Regions from separate parts of the Homo sapiens genome. Here region 2 is linked to region 1. The links are chromatin loops, found by intact Hi-C in ENCODE. Cell type or tissue: PC-3. All regions are shown on one strand. Links, peaks and the distances in the headings refer to the core of each region. The heading gives the core; the rest is flanking DNA. Region 1 has its middle 8.5 kb from the start of CEBPA. Region 2 has its middle 16 kb from the start of SLC7A10.

What was found. A loop is a pair of places that touch in the nucleus more often than their neighbours do. Peaks named below come from ENCODE experiments on the same cell type or tissue, not always from the same donor. Only the 100,000 strongest peaks of a DNase experiment are listed, where the experiment ranks them.
Region 2: a loop joins it to region 1, with 2.6 times the contacts of the local background. A loop is called at or near these places in 31 of 110 quality-filtered maps.

What each region holds. Positions count from the first base shown.
Region 1 is chr19:33,289,831-33,298,151 of GRCh38, forward strand. No RefSeq gene overlaps it. Among named protein-coding and RNA genes, the nearest start is that of CEBPA, 8.5 kb to the right of the region's middle. RefSeq lists enhancers at 1,731-2,314, 3,572-4,522. In PC-3, for the core only: no CTCF peak of the experiment used is centred there; DNase peaks (open chromatin) are centred at 1,361 and 3,631; H3K4me3 peaks cover 1,222 bases; H3K27ac peaks cover 2,222 bases.
Region 2 is chr19:33,237,776-33,246,096 of GRCh38, forward strand. No RefSeq gene overlaps it. Among named protein-coding and RNA genes, the nearest start is that of SLC7A10, 16 kb to the left of the region's middle. RefSeq lists a silencer at 3,842-3,941. In PC-3, for the core only: a CTCF peak has its summit at 4,048 (motif pointing right); no DNase peak of the experiment used is centred there.

The DNA.
Region 1 (8,321 bases), core at 32-8,031:
TCCCCATTCTGTGCCTGGGCCCTTAAGGGTGCTTGGTGGAGACTCATTCACTAGCTGACTGATATGAATTGGTCCAAAGGAGCTTTGTCCCTCGCTTCCCAGCACACCAGCATCACCTGGGACCTGGCTGTCAAAGACCTAGGAGCTGGGCTCCAGGGGCAGGCAGGGTATTACCCAACCCTGGGTCCTACCATCCTCTACCTCCCAGCCTTGTGCTTTCTTGGACAGGCGAGTGATCTGGCTGGCAGGTGGGTAGCTTGTTTGTGACTCACGCTCCCCACCTTGGTGGCCAGGTGGCCTGGTCCCTGGCCTCCTCATGGTGACTCGTCCTGGAATCAGGTTCCTGCAGTTGCTCTGTTCTGGAGGGACACCATTCATCATCTTGCCTCTGGGAATCTCGGCACGCCTCTCAGACATGCTCAAACAGAGAGGCTGCCAAACCTGTGCCGGGTCACACAGCAGGTGTGTGATGAGGCCAGGGCGCACACACAGTCCCACACCCCCAGTGGGCGGGAAGGCAGGCCCAGCCCTTGTGTAACCAGCGTCAGGGCCTGGGCACTGTGAGCAGCTTCATGGTGGAGCTCAGGGAGGCCCTGGTCCCACCCTTGTCCTCAGGCATGTGCCAGATTCCCCCACCCCCAGCAGCAGGTCCCTCCAGGCCCCTGTGCTGGGCAGGACACCAGTCCCAGGGCAAAAGCAGAGAGGGGTGGCCAAGTGGTGGTTGATCTCTCAGCCCCTAATGAGCAAAGCCTGGGGTGTCATGTGGTCTCCCAGATCTGGCTCTGCAATGTCTCAGACATGCCGTTCGATTTTGAAATTCTCAAAGATGTTCCAAACAGCATGCAGTTGATTTAATTTTTTAAATTGAAAACTAAAGGAAATTGAGTTGAAGAATGTTGAGTGGAGGCAGTGGCGGGAGGTGTGATGGAATTGAGCCAATCATGAGGGCATTGGGGAAACAGGAGCATTTCACTCCCCTGGGTGGATTTGGGGGTACAGAGGGTTAAACTACCCCACTGGATGGGGAGTCTAGGAGCTCAGGTGCCGCTCCTGCCTGTGTTCCAGCCCTGGTCTTATCACTGCTTCCGGTGAGAAGGGTCCCTGAGGGGCCTAGGCTCTATGGCACTGGGCACCTGGCTGGGGCATCTCCTAGGATGCCTGGCTCCTGGGTGAGCGGCTGGGACCCTGAGGAGTCTGATGCTTCCCAGGGAGGCAGAGGAACCCAGAGCAGGCTGCTGTCCCTCCAGCGTGGCTCACGCACCGCCCCCAGGCAGCGCTGCCCCATATAGCAACATCACTGCCTCACTCAAGATGCTCACCTCACCTCTGACACATTTCAGGCTTGGAGCCATCGTCCCCACCTCCCCTCGGCTCAGGGGCCTGGCCTGTGACTCATGCCTCCACCTCTCCCAGACAAGATTGCTCCTTGAACAAAGGAGCACAGGCCTTGGTGAACTTGGGAATTGCACTTGAGGGGACCCTGAGCCCCTGGGTCTGACCCCTCCAGCCCTGCATCGGCCTTGAGATCACATGCAGGTGGCACGTGGCTGCACCCGCACCAGCACCCCCACATCGCCCCTCTCCCCGGTTGCTCTGGGAGTCACCCACACCCCAGCCTCTCCTCTGTCCTTTCTGCTGCCCTGCACCGAGCCCAGCTGATCTGCAGGGTGAAGAAGCCAATGATTTAAGGCCTCCCAGCCCCTCTTCATAATTGTGGCCCTCCTTTGCCTTGGCAAGTGGAATCCAACAGCTTCCTGTGCTTGAACAGGGAGACGAAGGGGCCCAAGAGCTGCCTGCCTTCCTTGCCTGAGGAGTTTGCTTATTAACTTGAATTACCCTCGTGGTAGCATTCCTGGCAGGGCAGGGAAGAGCAGGGTTGGTTTCTAGAACCTTTTCCTGTTGGCGGCCCCGGCGCTAGGGAAGCTTGGCTGAGGCCTCCTCCTACCTGCCTTCTTGCCCCTCCTCCAGGACACCCCAGGACCCCAGAAGCTTCCCTGGTTGTTGGAAGCCCTGCCTGGGTGGCTCTCCTGCAGGGCTCACGCTGACCTCCTGGGCCCGAGCTGGGTTGGGCAAATGGAAACCAGCTGTGATGCCAAGTGCTGAGATGACACAGTTGAGAAGTGAGGGGGCAAGGGAGCAGGATGTGTCCCCCACCCCTGACACACACAGCACATGTCTCTGGCTCCCTTCTCACCAGCAAGGGGAAGGCAGGACCCCCACCCTCACCCCTTTACTTGCTGAGGTCACAGCCTTCCAAACAGAAGTTAACTGGGAGGCCCTTGGGGCCGAGGACTCTCTCAGTACCTGGGGAGGCTGCCACCCCAGTGAGAATACTTGTTCTCTCTTGAACTCCCCATGGGTCGTCACCTGGGATTCTGCACTTGTATGAAGGACATTAAAACAAATCTTGTAGAGATGGGGGTCTGGCTATGCTGCCCAGTCTTATCTCAAACTCCTGGCTTCAAGCCATCCTCCCACTTCGGCCTCCCAAAGCGCTGGGATTACAGGCATGAGCCACTGCGCCTGGCCCACGAAGAGCATTTTACTTCGACAAGCACACGGGGCACCTGTGCCTGCTCATCTGAGTGTCGTACAGGCTTTGACCACTGTGCTTAGCCTTCAAAGTCACTGGCAAGGGGGCTCTGCCCCCAGAATGAGCTCATTAAGTGTTTTCTAAGCAAATGAAAGGCATCCTTTGTGGGGGGGAGGGGGTGTGGAAATCTAAGCAACATTAAAATGACTTCAGTTGTTTGGTTATTTGGAACAAGCATTTTGCCCTAAATTCTTAAGAAGGCTGTCTCCTTCCACTGCGTTTTTCAGGGACCAAGGTGTGCCCTAGCCTCCCACTCTGCCTTCTGCCCCAGCACGTGGGAATCATTAGCTGGAGCCAAGTGTCTCATAAGCTTTCCCTGTTTATCTTTCACAACTCCATGACATGCTACTTGTTTTGCATACATTTTGCATAAAAGGAAACTGAAGCTCGGAGAAACTGACAGACTCAGTGCGGGGCCACCCAGTCAGCAGGAGGCAAGGCCAGGATTTGGTTTGATGCCAGGATGGCACGGCCCTCTTCCCATGGGCCATCCTCATCACGGGATGGGAGAAACGGGAAACGCCTCCTTGTCACCCGTGAACAAACTGCTTTGCTCCAGAAACCGACTCAGCACACACCTCGAGTGTGCACTCTGTCAGGGTGCCCGGGCTTCACTTACGTGTCCGGTACGAGACTGAAGGCCCACTGTGAGCCAGGGTTCTGTAGCCTTCAGCTCCATGCCCAGTGGTCCTGGCTCCAGGCAAGTAGCACTTGTGATGCTGAATGAGGCATATATTTCAGCATGACAGACCACAGTGCCTTCAGATTGTTCCGGGATAAATCCTTTGTCCTGTGGCCTCCTGGGCTAAGGCCAATTAAACAGCTGCCAGGTAGGGCTTATTCCCTATAAATCAGTGGGAATGTGGCCACATGAATTTTAAATATCAGATTAAAATCAAATTAGTGGGAAAATTTGGAACAAATTGCCTTCAAGTACAGTGAATGAGTCTATTTTTAAAACACTGCCGCACCAGGCAAAAGAGTGAAGCAAACACACATTTCCTAACAGCGAGTAGACACCGTGCTGGGAGTGATCTGTCATGCTTAGTCACGGTAATTGCTCTAGCAAAACTCAGGAATCAAATAAAACGTGTTTGCAAATTGTAAATCGCTCCAGGAGGCTACTTCAGACGGGTCCTAACCTGATGCTGAAGGTCACGGCGGCTCCCTTTGGAGCAGACACCCAGCCCTGACGCCCCCTTGACCCATCCCCACCCCCTTTCTCTGAGCAGGGGTTGAGCCGGCTGAGACCATTGCCCAACATGTGCACGGGAAAGGCCGCTGTAAATCAGCCACATTTCCGCATCTGCGGGAGGGCATGGCATTCTTGGGGGGTGCTGGGGAGGGTGCTCTGGTTGGCTGGAGGGAGGTGAGGGAGTCTCCGAGGCCACCATGGCCGAGGCAGAGAAGAAATGGCGGCGGTGGCTCAGGGAAGAGAGGCTGTGTTTCTGGTGAAAGGTTGGGCTGCCATTTGGCTGAAGAAAAGATCTTCAGATCCAAGAGGGCTTGGGACAGGCGGTGAGGGCTCCCTCAAGCCCCGTCCGGGTCCCTGTGTGACATGCCCTGGCTCTAGGCCACCACATTTGGTCCCTAGCCTCCCCACCCTCAGGCTGTAGTCCCTCAATAACAACCTTGCCAGTCGTCCTAGAGTGGAGATAAGAGGAGAGACATGAAGCCTTGAAATAGCTTTTAAAGCAGAAATGTGGCCGTTCTCGTTCCCCCGTGCTCACCTGCGGCTCCTGCAGCTTGGGGGCAGACAGGGCTGCTTCTCCCCTACCCTGTCCTCTCTTTTGGAAATCTTACCTCCTCCCCGCACAGTCTCCTGCAGAGCATGACTGTCTCTCTGGGGCCTGGCCAGACCTCTGATTCTGGTGATAAACTAATCACATGAAGGCAGGGAAGATTATCTAGGACCGGATGGGTTACCTTTCTTAGGATTCTTGAATGTTAAAAGTAACTTCAGGGGCCGGGTGCTGTGGCTCATGCCTGTAATCCCAGTGCTTTGGGAAGCCGAAGAGAGAGGGTCGCTTGAGCCCAGGAGTTCCAGACCAGCCTGGGCAACAAAGTGAAATCCCTTCTCTACAAAAATATTTGAAAATTAGCCTGGTGTAGTGGAATGTGCCTATAGTCCCAGCTACTTGACCTCTTGAGTCCAGGAGGTGGAGGTTGTACTCCCGCCTGGGCAACAGAGAGAGACCCTGACTCAAAAGAACAAAACAGGCCAGTCATGGTGGCTCACGCCTGTAATCCCAACACTCTGGGAGGCCCAGGAGGGTGGATCACCTGAAGTCAGGGGTTCGAGACCAGCCTGGCCAACATGGTGAAACCCCTGTCTCTACTAAAAATACAAAAAGTACCTGGGTGTGGTGGTGTGTGCCTGTAATCCCAGCTACTCAGGAGGCCAAGGCAGGAGAATCACTTGAACCCGGGAGGTGGAGGTTGCAGTGAGCTGAGAATGCACCATTGCATTCCAGCCCGGGCGACAAGAGTGAAATCCCATCTCAAAAAAAAAAAAAAAAAAGCCAGGCGTGTTGGCTCACACCTGTAATCCCAGCACTTTTGGAGGCCAAGGTAGGCGAATCACTAGAGGTCAGGAGTTCGAGGCCAGCCTAGCCAACATGGTGAAACCCCATCGCTACTAAAAATATAAAAAAAAAAATTTAGCCAGGCTTGGTGGTGCATGCTTGTAATCTCAGCTACTTAGGAGGCTGAGGCAGGAGAATCACTTGAATCTGGGAAGCAGAGGTTGCAGTGAGCTGAAATTGCGCCACTGCACTCCAGCCTGGGCAACAGAGTGAGACTTTGTCAAACAAAACCAAACAACAAAGTAACTGTAGAAGCTGCAACTCAGTGGGCCACCACGGGGGAGCCTTATTTACTGTGCTCTTGCGTTGCCTCTGACAATGGTGCGGCTTGCTTGGCGGACCTTGGGCCAACCCAATGGACCCTTGGATAGAAAGGAGAGGGTGAGGATGTCTTGTAAAGAAGGAGAGAGATCCTTGCATTCAAACACGTATGTTCAAGATCTGCATAGCCAGACACTGAAAATCTGCTGCGGCCAAGTTCAGTAGGAGGCCAAGACAGGCAGGAAGGACCCCAGGAGTGGTCATTTGATTTGGCTTTAGGGGCTGGTGTGACCTTGAGGAGAAGAGTTTCCAGGGAGGATAAAGGTGGAGGATGAGGATGAGGGGACAGTGAGGATGAGTGTCAGAAAATGGCTCTCTGGCTATGTGACAACCACAAAGGATGTTTCTTAAACAAGCTAGTTTCCCACCCCAGCTTGATGGCTGCAGGAGAACTACGTCTTTAAGTCGGGTGAGCCTGCAGACAAGTCTGAAAAACGGGGCTGCTATAGAAGAGTCTCACTTCTTGGCTCTGCCTAGAAAAGGCTTTGAATTCGTAGAGGATTCTTTGCCTGTCGCCCTGGTCCAGCCTCTTCTGGGCCCCTCGAGGTAGCTGGGCAGTGTGAACCCTGTGCCCCGCTGCCCCAGAAATCATGCTGGCTTTTGAGAGCTCAGCTGGTCTTGCTCAAAGTGTCTACCACTTTGCATTCTGTTTTTTCTTATTTTTGAGACAGGGTCTTGCTCTGTTGTCCAGGCTGGAGTACAGTGGTGTGATCTACAGCCTCCAACTCCTAGGCTCAAACGATCCTCCCACCTCAGCCTCCCGAGTAGCTGAGACTACAAGCATGTGACACCACACTTGGATAATGTTTTTGGAGACAAAGGGTCTCACTATGTTGCCCAGACTGTTCTTGAACTCCTGGGCTCAAGCAATCCTCCCACCTCAGTCTCTCAAAGTGCTGGAATTACAGGTATGAACCACTGCACCCAGCCTTTGCATTCTAAGGGGAGTTTCTGGACTTCAGGCCTACTGGAGTTCCCCAACACTGTCTTCTGCTATTGTCAAGCACAGGCAGCGGATGTGGGCACAGCAAATGGAGAGAAAGGGTGTCTATGCCAGCCAAACCCGGAGAGGCCTGTTCCTAGTGGGTGGGGCCAGAAGGCTAGAAAAATATAAATAAAAACAAACCGAAGGGAAGCAAAGCTCTTGGGTGCCAGAACGGGGCTGGCCAGGGCTGCAGCTGTCTGAGTAATGGGTTCCACATTTGTCTGGCTTGGTCTGCAGCCACCAGGATCCAGGGTGCACTGTGGGCCTTGCAAGGGCTGGAGGGGACAGTGCAGCTGCAGCTGGACCTAGCATACCCTTACGGCGGCCCCATCCCCGGCCGCCACAACAGGGTGGAGATGTCGCTGCGAGCTTCCACTTCGGCACCCCAGCTTCCCTCCCCTCACAGCCCCACCCCTGCCTGGGGCTCCTGGGTTCCCCCGGCCAACACAGATTGTTCGTGTTATTAATGCCGTTTTCCCAGAGATTCCATCTGGCTTTTTAATTGCTCTGGGATGGGGCTAGGATGCTTTGATAGTGAATCGGTATCTTCCCTGGGCCTCAGCTTACGTCAAACACTCCATCGGCAGAGAGGGGCGTGGGGGAGGGGGAGAGGTGGGGTTGTCCAGAGAGAAGAGATAGCAAGAGTCTTTCACAGAATCAAGAAAGCTTTCAAAGGTGCTAGTGGGTTAGTTTTATCTAAAGAAAGGAAAAAGAGGCCTGGCAGGGTGGCTCACGCTTGTAATCCCAGCACTTTGGGAGGCTGAGGAGGGAAGATCACTTGAGGCCGGCAATTCTGAACCAGCCTGGGAAACACAGTGAGACCCCCACCTCTACGAAAAATAAAATTAATCCCAGCAGCTACTTAAAGGCTGAGTAGGAGGCTGAGGCACGAGGATTGTATGAGTTCAGGAGTTTGAGGTTGTGGGAGTGGTGACTGCACCACTGTACACCATCCTGGGTGACAAAGTGAGACCCTGTCTCTAAAAAAAGAAAAGAACAGAAAAGCCTTCCCGTCCTCACTAGTATAGGAAAGAAACAGCTGGAATATCAACACCATCTAGGCAAGGACTCTGCCCCATGCCTGGAGAAGGCCTGTGGGTGCCTTGGAGGCCCCTCTTGGCTAAACAAAGTCAGGGGTTTCTGCTATCCCTTGTCCTTCCCCATGAGTGGCCCCTTCCCCTCCTGTGAGACCAGCAGCTCCTGGAGGAGGCCTGGCAGGTTCCTGCCTGGGAAGGAGCAGGTGGGAGAGCTGGGAGGGGCAGACACTCCTCACCAGGCCCAGTGGCTCATCGCAGGTGTCAGGGCCAAACCCCACGTTCACAGATTCCCAGGAGATCCAGGAGATAACAGTAATATCCGTGACAGCACTAAGCCATCAGGACGCATCTGGCAGCAGAGGAGATGCCTCCCTCCCTTCTACCCTTGCCCTTTCCTTGAAGGCCAGCTAACCCTGAACAGCGCTGTCACGGGACACAGGGCTCAGGAGTGGCGCAGCAAGGGGGGCGAGGTCCCTGCAGTCAGGTGCTACATGTCAAGGGGAGATCGATCAGGGCAAAGGAGAAGCATCCAGGCATCTTGGGACTGGGGCCAGCAGGAGGCCACCCTCCCCAGGTATTTCATCAAAGCTGCTGCCTCCATAAAGCCCTCCCTGGTGGACCCTGTTCACACTCTGAGATCCCCTTCATTGCACTTGGCAACCTTAAACCACAGCTTAGGGCCTCAAGGGTGTGAGCTCCCCAAGAGCCAGAGCAGAGTCGGCTTGTTCCCAGCCCAGTGCCCCATCTTTGGCGCAGGCCCTGGCATACAGTAGGCATCTGATAAATACTTGAGGTGTGTT
Region 2 (8,321 bases), core at 196-8,195, 52 kb before region 1:
ACTCTTGACACTTTATGGGCCTGCCATCTTCACTCCTTGCTGCCCACACCCAGATGTTCCTCCTGGCCTCAGACCTTTGCACCCGGCCTCGCTCAAGCTGAGGGTCCAGACATTGATCTTCCTTCACTCCCAGGTCTCACCTCCCTTCCCTTAGCCATGGGACATCCTCCTTCTGCAGACAAGAACCCTGGGGTGGTCCTCCCTATCCCCTGCCCCCCGTGAGCATCTAAACCTGGTTCATCTAACCAGACTCCTTCTCCTGCTGTAAAGAATCTTATTGTATCTCCTTACCACCCCAAAGTAAAATTCATAGATCATAGAATCCCAGCCAGACTTTCAAAATCCATCTAATGTCGTAGCTTTAAAATAAGGAAGAAATAGGCCAGGCACAGTGGCTCATGCTGTAGTCCCAGCACTTTGGGAGGCTGAGGAGGATCACACGAGGCCAGGAGTTCAAGGCTGCGGTGAGCCACGACTGCGCCACTGCACTCCAGCTGGGGTGACAGAGCAAGACCCTGTCTCTAAAAACAATAAATAAATAAAATAAGGAAGAAATAAAAGGAAAGTAATTTATAATTTCATTATGTATATTCAACTGGAAAGAGGCCTGGGTGTGACCTACAGTGGACTCAGATGTGGGTTGCACAGAATGGCAGAGGCTGTCACTGCTGCAGACACAGACGGGAGCAGGGTTACCCTCAGGGCTCAGGTGCCTGCTGGGGCCACCCTGTGATCTTGGGGATGTGTTTCTCCAAAATGGCAAATGCTTCTTGGTAAATTTCCAAACAAAACAAAGCTCCATCTCCCCTCAGCTTTCATGCTCATTGCATCCCTAGAAATTGTGCATCTGGAAAAGACGCCGAACAGAAGTAGTCATTCCCGATAGGGTCATTACCGATAGGGTTTATTAGCAATCCTACATCAGAGTTCCTCATGCCCCGCGCTGTGGATATGTTGAGCAGAATAACTGCTGTGCAGTGGGGTATGCTCGGCAGCAGCCCTGGCCTCTACCCTCTAAATGCCAGCAGTACCCCTAGGTCATGACAATCAGAAGTGGCTCCAGACACTGAGAAATGTCCCCTGAGGGGCAAAATTGTTCCCAGTTGGCGCCCCATCCCCACCTCCTGCCCACACAGAACTCCCTCCTCTCTTGTGTGGGGTGCGGGGCAACTTGCCACCAGGCGGGATGCCCCTCACACAGCAGGTCCCTGCCACCCCATGACTACAGCACCCCATTACTGCAGCCAGTGAACCCCCTCACACTTCTAAACTACCCCAGGGGAGAAGCAAAACCACTGTTGTGGGCCTCTGACCTCCCTGATTCTCTAATCTGGGTGGGTGTGGGGGCAGTGATGCCAAGAAGCTCCTTCCCTTCCCAGCACACACTGCAAGATCTGCGGTCCTCATTTCTCCCAGGCCTGGCTACTCTGTAACAGCTGCATCCTTACTGGCCCTGTGGGGACATGGGACGTGTCCCTGCCGTGGCTCCCAGCGGCCCCGGTGTGCTGGGCCTTTCTGCCTCCCTTAATTCCACCTTCCCTGTTCCAGCTGCTTGGAATGTCCTCAGTGCTTTTCCTCTGCAGTTACCCTGGAATTCCAGGGGAGTGCTTGGGTTGGTGGAACCTTCTTAGCCCAGGTATCCTCCTCCTCCAGGGAGCCCTCCGGAAATGTCCCTCCCTTGATAGGCTGGGGCCAGCACTCCCTCCCCGGCTTCTTTAGCCCATGGGAGGCAGCATCCACTCATTGTGTTCCTCCTTCCCTGCCTCCTGCTCCCCCATACCATCCCTTAACCCAGCCAGAGTCATTCCTCTTTGTAGCATCCCAGTCCTGGCCCAGAGTCTGGCTCCTAAAAGGCACTATAAATATTGGTGGCAAAGTTGAGGCTGTGACACTCAGTTCAATTTTTTTTTTTTTTTTTTAAAGAGACAAGGTCTTACTTACTCTGTCACCCAGGCTGGAGTGCAGTGGTGCAGTCATAGCTCACTGCAGCCTCAAACCTCTGGGCTCTAGCAATCTTCCGGCTCAGCATCCTGAGTAGCTGGGGTTACAGGTGTGAACCACCGTGCCTAGCTAATTAAAAAGAAAAAAAGTTTTTTTGTAGAGACAGGGTCTCACCATGTTGCCCAGGCTGGTCTTGAACTTCTGGCCTCAAGCAACTGTCCCGCCTCAGCCTCCCAAAGTGTTGGGATTACGAGTGTGAACTTCAATTCAATTCAATTGGCCCTTCAATTCTGTGTTCATTCACTGAAGATTCCAATGCCCCTCCCCCATCTAAAGTGGGGCAGACCAGAGGGAGGAGCAGTGGAGGCGGGGTGGACAGGGTCCCAGCGCTGGAGGAGACCCATCTGTGAGCCACCTGGAATCTCATCTGCCTGCCCAAGGCTTCTGCCCCTTCTACAGGAATGGGAGTCCCTTCAGGTGGACATAGGAGTTTCTCCATCTGAAAGTGCCCACCAGGGAAGAACTGCGCCAATCCCGATGGGCACTGGGGCTGAGGGAGGGCACTGGGGATGCAAGGACCCTCTAACTCCACCCATAGAACCCTTTTAGGGGCCCAGGCCTCCAGGCCAGCTCCCTGGCACACACCACTTGTGGAGTATGAACTTCCAGCCCCTAAGCCTCCGGGCTTTGAGCACAGCCTGGGCAGCAGCTGCAGGCACACTGGGGTGCCCACTCACTCTTCATCCTGCCCATGCCTGCCCATCTCTAGCCAAGGTCCATACCATGCACACAGGTGAGTGCTGTGGGGAAGAGCACACAGAGGCTGCAGCTGGCCCCCCGGGCAGGTCCTCAGCCCACTAGGCCCCTAGCCCAACCCTGGCTGAGACCCCAGCCTGCCCTGTGGGTGCCCGGCTTCTGTGACACCTCCGTTGCATAAGCGGGGACTAGAGGTCAGGTGAAGGCTGCAGGGGAGGGGGCTCTCTAGTGGATGAGGCCACCTCCCAGCTGGCAGGGCTGAGTGCATGGCAGTGAGGGACGCCTGGGTCCTGGGAAGGCACAGGAGGTAGAGACCCCGAGGCCCTGCCAGCTTCCCCGCGCAAGCCTGGGAAGCAAAGTGCCCACATCTTCTGTTTCTGTCAGTTCCTGCCAAGTCCCAGTGCCTACAACTGGGAAATGGGGCAAGTCACCTTCTCCTTCCTCTCTTGGTGGCTCTGGAAGGAAAAAGCCAGTGGTGTCACCTGAAGGCAGCCCCTTTAGGCAGGCTGGGTCTGGGGTCTCAGATGCCTGGTGCTGCCCGGTGCTGCTGGCCACGTGTGCCCCCGTGCCTTGGTTGGCAGGGTTCTGGGCAGCCCCGCCTACAGGCCTTTCCCCCCGTTCTTCGGGCTCCCCTGTGTGATGCAGGCGGCCTGGCCCTGGCCCGGAAGGGAGGCCGCTCTTGGCTGATGCTCACATGCCCACTCCTGGGCCTGGCCTGGCTCCTGGGCCCTCTCCCATGCCCATGTCCTCGAGGGCCACCAGGAGACGGGCCCTGGTTGGGGCAGACGTCGCCTTGGGGCTGGTCCCTCCTGGGCTTCTGGCTGGGTTGGTGACCTCCTTCCCCACTGGGTTCTGGCTGGGTGTTCACCTGGGGCTCCTGGCTCTGTCCCAGGTTGGCTTTCACAGCAGCAACCGTGAGGCCTGGCTGGGAGGAGGTGGGTGGAAAGTCCAAGGCTCCTCCTCTAGGCCTCCCTCCCCGGGGGGACTAGCTGATCACGGGGGGTGCTCCTGGGCAGGCACTCCTGGGGGTGAGGGGTGGTTGGGGGGTGCATGTGGTCCGGTAGGGCACTGGAGAAGACCCTCTGCCCAGAGGGCCCCAGGACACCCCTTCCCATAGGCCCACACGGCTCTGTGGCCGTGTGCGTGGGAGGGAGGGAGGGATGAGTGTCACAGCGGGTGTGAGTGCGCCTGTGGGTGAGGCCCGGAGAGCCGGCACGGGGGCGGGGGACCGTGAGAACCAGTCTGTGGGTGGAGACCTAGGGCAGGGGTGCCCTTCCTTTCTGGGATGTCCCAGGCCAAGGAGTTTGGGGGCTTGGGGGCCCACAGTGCAAGAGGAAATCCTGGCCACTAGGTGTCACCCGGAGCCCATGGGACAGAAGCAGGTCCCCCCCACCGCCCCCGGGGAGGGGTCGGAGCCCCTTACCTCCCAGGTATGCCCACTCCCGCAGCTGGGGGGAATCCCTGGTCTGTCACGGTGTCTGAGGGTCCACTCGCAGTGGGGAGCTGGTGGCACGGCGTTGCCCTGTGCAGGAGGCCATATGCTCTATGGAAGCACCCCGTCCCCACCTCCTGCCCATACAGACCCAGACTGAGGACGGAGCCAGTGACAGGTGGGGATGCAGCATCCCTCCCAGCCCACCCAGCCCCTCTGATGCCCGGGTGCCTGCGGCAGGGGCCCCCTCGTGCCAGCCCCTCCAAGGGAGCAGCTTGGACCTATGCCTGCCGTGCTTGCCGGCCTCAGGATGGAGGAGGGAAGGGTCCTCGTTCACAACCACCCCCCATCCCCCTTAGGTCCAGCTCAGCAAATTAGGGTCCCAAAGCCCTGCCCAGACCACTGGGGGCCTTTTGCAGCCTTTCAGAGCTGGTCCCCACCCTCCTGCTGTGCATCCACTCATCCAAAGCACAGCAAGGACCTACTGTGTGCTGGGAGGGCCCTGCCCGGCGGAGCTCACGTGTGATGGGATGTCAGCCGCCAAATATAGAAACCAGAAAATTTGTTTTTATTCATTTATTTATGAGACAGAGTCTTGCTCTGTTGCCCAGGCTGGAGTGCGGTGGCACTATCTGGGCTCACTGCAACCTCCGCCTCCTGGGTTCAAGTGATTCTCCTGCCTCAGCCTCTTGAGTAGCTGGGACTACAGGCATGTGCCACCATGACCTGCTAATTTTTGTAGTTTTAGTAGAGACAGGGTTTCACCATGTTGGTCAGGCTGGTCTCAAACTCTGACCTCAAGTGATCCATCTGCCTCAGCCTCCCAATACAGGCATGAGCCACCGTGCCCGGCTAACACTTATATTTTTTGTACAGGGTTTCACCATACTGGCCAGGATGGTCTCGAACTCCAGACCTCAGGTGATCGCCCGCCTTGGCCTCCCAAAGTGCTGGGATTACAGGTGTGAGCCACTGTGCCTGGCCTAAACCAGAGAATTTGTAATGGAGACAGTGACACACAGGAAAACATCATGGAGGAACTGGAAGGGCCGTGGGTGAGGTGGCAGCTTTGGTGGGGCTTGGGGGAGGGGAGCACCCCCAGGGAGGGACTTGTGAGAAAGTGAGGAAGAGCATCAGTGAGGTGAGCACCCCAGGGAAAGGCATTAGGGCAGCTGGAACAGTCCGTGCTAAGGCCCCAAGGCAGGAACGAGCCAAACCTGTCAGTGAAACACCAGGACCTGTGTGGACTGGGGCGGTGATGCAGGTGGGAGGTGGGAGGAAACAGAGGGTCTTGGACCGTGTTGCCTTCTCCCCAGGCCCTCAGGGACCATCCCTGCCACAGTGGAGCCTTTTGGCTGGCACATGAGGCTGTCCTAGCCGAGGCTGGTCCTGGCTGGTGAGGAGAAGATGCCATGGCTCAGGGGGTCAAACGGGATCCAACCCTCACATCCCTGTAGGCTGAGGAGCAGATACAATCCCAAGAGAGGCTGGGTAAGGTAGCTCTCGCCTGTAATCCCAGCACCTGGGGAAGCCAGTGTGGGAGGATTTCTTGAGTCCAGCCTGGGCAACGTAGCACGACCCTGTCTCAACAGGTGGAAAGAAAAACAAGAAAACCCCCCCAAATACTTAGCCAGGCATGGTGGTGTGTGCCTGTAGTCCCAGTTACTCAGGAGGCTGAGGTGGGAGGATCGCTTGAGCCCAGGAGTTTGAGGCTGCAGTGAGCTGTGATCATACCACTGCACGCTAGTGACAGAGTGAGACCCTGCTTAAAAAAAAAAATCATGGAGGGGCCCTTTCCTCACTGGCTGAGCGGTCCCCAAGGCAGGGCATGGCTGGTCTGTCCCAGCTGCCAGGCTCCTAGACAGGGTCTTCTTGGCTGGGGGGCAAGGTTGGCTGAGGTAGGGCAGAGGGAAGGGCGGCAGAGGTCCTGTCCCAGCACCCCTCTGCTGCTCAGCTCTTTGCAGTATCTGCACACCCCAGAGTAAAACCAAAGACCTTGCCACAGCAGTGACCCTACACGCAGCCCCAGAAGCTCGTTCACCTCATCAACTCTCCCTGTCACCCAGCTGGCACCACCACACTACTCCTTAAGTAGGGACGCTCCTGCCCCAGGGCTTTTGTGCTGGTGGCACCTCTGCCTGGAATGCCCTTTCCCCAAAACCCTCAGAGCTCCTCACCCCTTCACCCCACTGCAGGACTCTGCCAAATGCCACCTTCCCAGGAAGCTTTCTCTGCCCGTTCCATTGAAAAGCACATTCCCCACCTCAGCACTTTCTTTCCTTTCCTTTTCTTTTCTTTTTTCCTCCCTCCCTCTTTCTTTCTCTCTCTTTCTTTCTCTTTCTTTCTTTCTTTCTTTCTTTCTTTCTTTCTTTCTTTCTTTCTTTCTTTCTTTCTTTCTTTCTTTCTTTCTTTCCTCTCTTTCTTTTCTTTCTTTCTTTCTCTCTCCTTCCTTCCTTCCCTCCTTCTCTTTCTTTCTTTTCTCTGTTTCTCTCTTTCTGTCTTTCTCTCTTTCTTTCTTTTTTATTTTTTAGAGAAAGTCTCACTCTCTCATCCAGGCTGGAGTGCAGTGGTGCCATCAGAGCTCACTGCAGTCTCAAACTCCTGGGCTCAAGCAATCTTCCCGCCTCAGCCTCCTGAGTAGCTAGGATCACAGGTGAGCACCACCATGGCTGACTAACATTTCTTAAGATTTTTTTTTCTTTTTTGTAGAGACAGGGTCTCACTATGTTGCCCAGGCTGGACTCGGACTCCTGGCCTCAAAGGATCCTCCCACCTTGGCCTCCAATAGTGCTGGGATTACAGGTGTGAGTCACTGCGCCCGGCCAACCACCTTGGTATTTTCTATCCTCTTTGCCCTGCTTCTCCCCTGACCACCATGTGAACTTCTAGATCTTTTACTTGTTTATTTTTATGGCCCATCTCTCCCACTACCCACACTAGGCTGCAAGCTGAATGGTCTGTTTTGTTTACCAAGGCATCCACACCACCTAGCACAGTGCCCGCAAACACAGCAACAAATACTTGAATGAATGAATGGGATTGAATAGGACAAGGCTCCCCCATCCTTCCTGACCTCATCTGGCCACAGTAGGACCAGGATTTGGGCCTTAGCATCCACCCATCTCCAGCAGAGGCCAAGGCCTAAGCAAGGTGTCGTGTGCCTCAAGACGGCCGAGCCACTGACCACAGCACATCTGCTCCTGCTTGATGGTCCTGGGAACTGCGTTTTACCTGCAGCAAATCACATTCAGTCACCTCAGGCAAACACTGCAAGGCGTGAAACGTGGGCAATGTGCTGTGCCACACATGTTACATGGAGGCACTGGGGACATGTAGGAGGATGAAGGAAACTGCATCGCAGGGAAGAGGTGATGCCTTGGGGAGAGACAGGCCTCAACTGTCCTGCCTCCCCTGGGGGAGGTGTCAGTGGACTACTGAGTGAAGATGTCCTGCTATCAGGGTCCCCTCGTGCCAAGTTTCTAGTGGCAAGGCAGGGCCTCCCCTGGGAGCCTCTCACATACCTGCCCCTTCACTAGAGGGCATGAAATCTACTCCAGCCCAAGGCTGCGCAGCTCTGAGATGGACCCTGTCTCTCTGAATTGCCTCTTCTGATTCTCAAGAGGTATTTAAAGCGGATCTCTACTTGCTTTTTACTTATTTTTGAGAAAAGTTCTCACTCTGTCACCCAGGCTAGAGGGCAGTGGCATGATCACAGCTGGCTGCAGCCTCGAACTCCTGGGCTCAAGCTATCCTCCTGCCTCAGCCTCCCAAAGTGCTGGGATTACAGGTGTAAGCCACCAGGACCAGCCTCCTCTTGCTTTTGGCTTATCCAGTTTCCCTAAATTAATTTTGTGTGCCTTTTAGGAGAAGATGGGGTCAGTAATGCATTAGAGCCCAATTAATCATTCTAAAAAAAGATCTGATTGAGACATACTTATAAAGCGACTCCTAGAGCTGAAAGGTCAAAATCTAGCCTAGATATTGAAAAACATTTTTAGAGAAATGTATTCGAAAAGCTCAATGCTCTTTTTAAGGTGAGAGGTGGGGAGCCTCAAATTTTGGGAGCCCTTGAAGGGACCTGAAGGAACCCCAGGGATTTCTTGGAGCATAATTTGAAAACCACAGATTAAACTCAAGATATCCTCATTGCAGGGAGGAACCACATTCTGAGGCCTATTTTTATGACAATGGC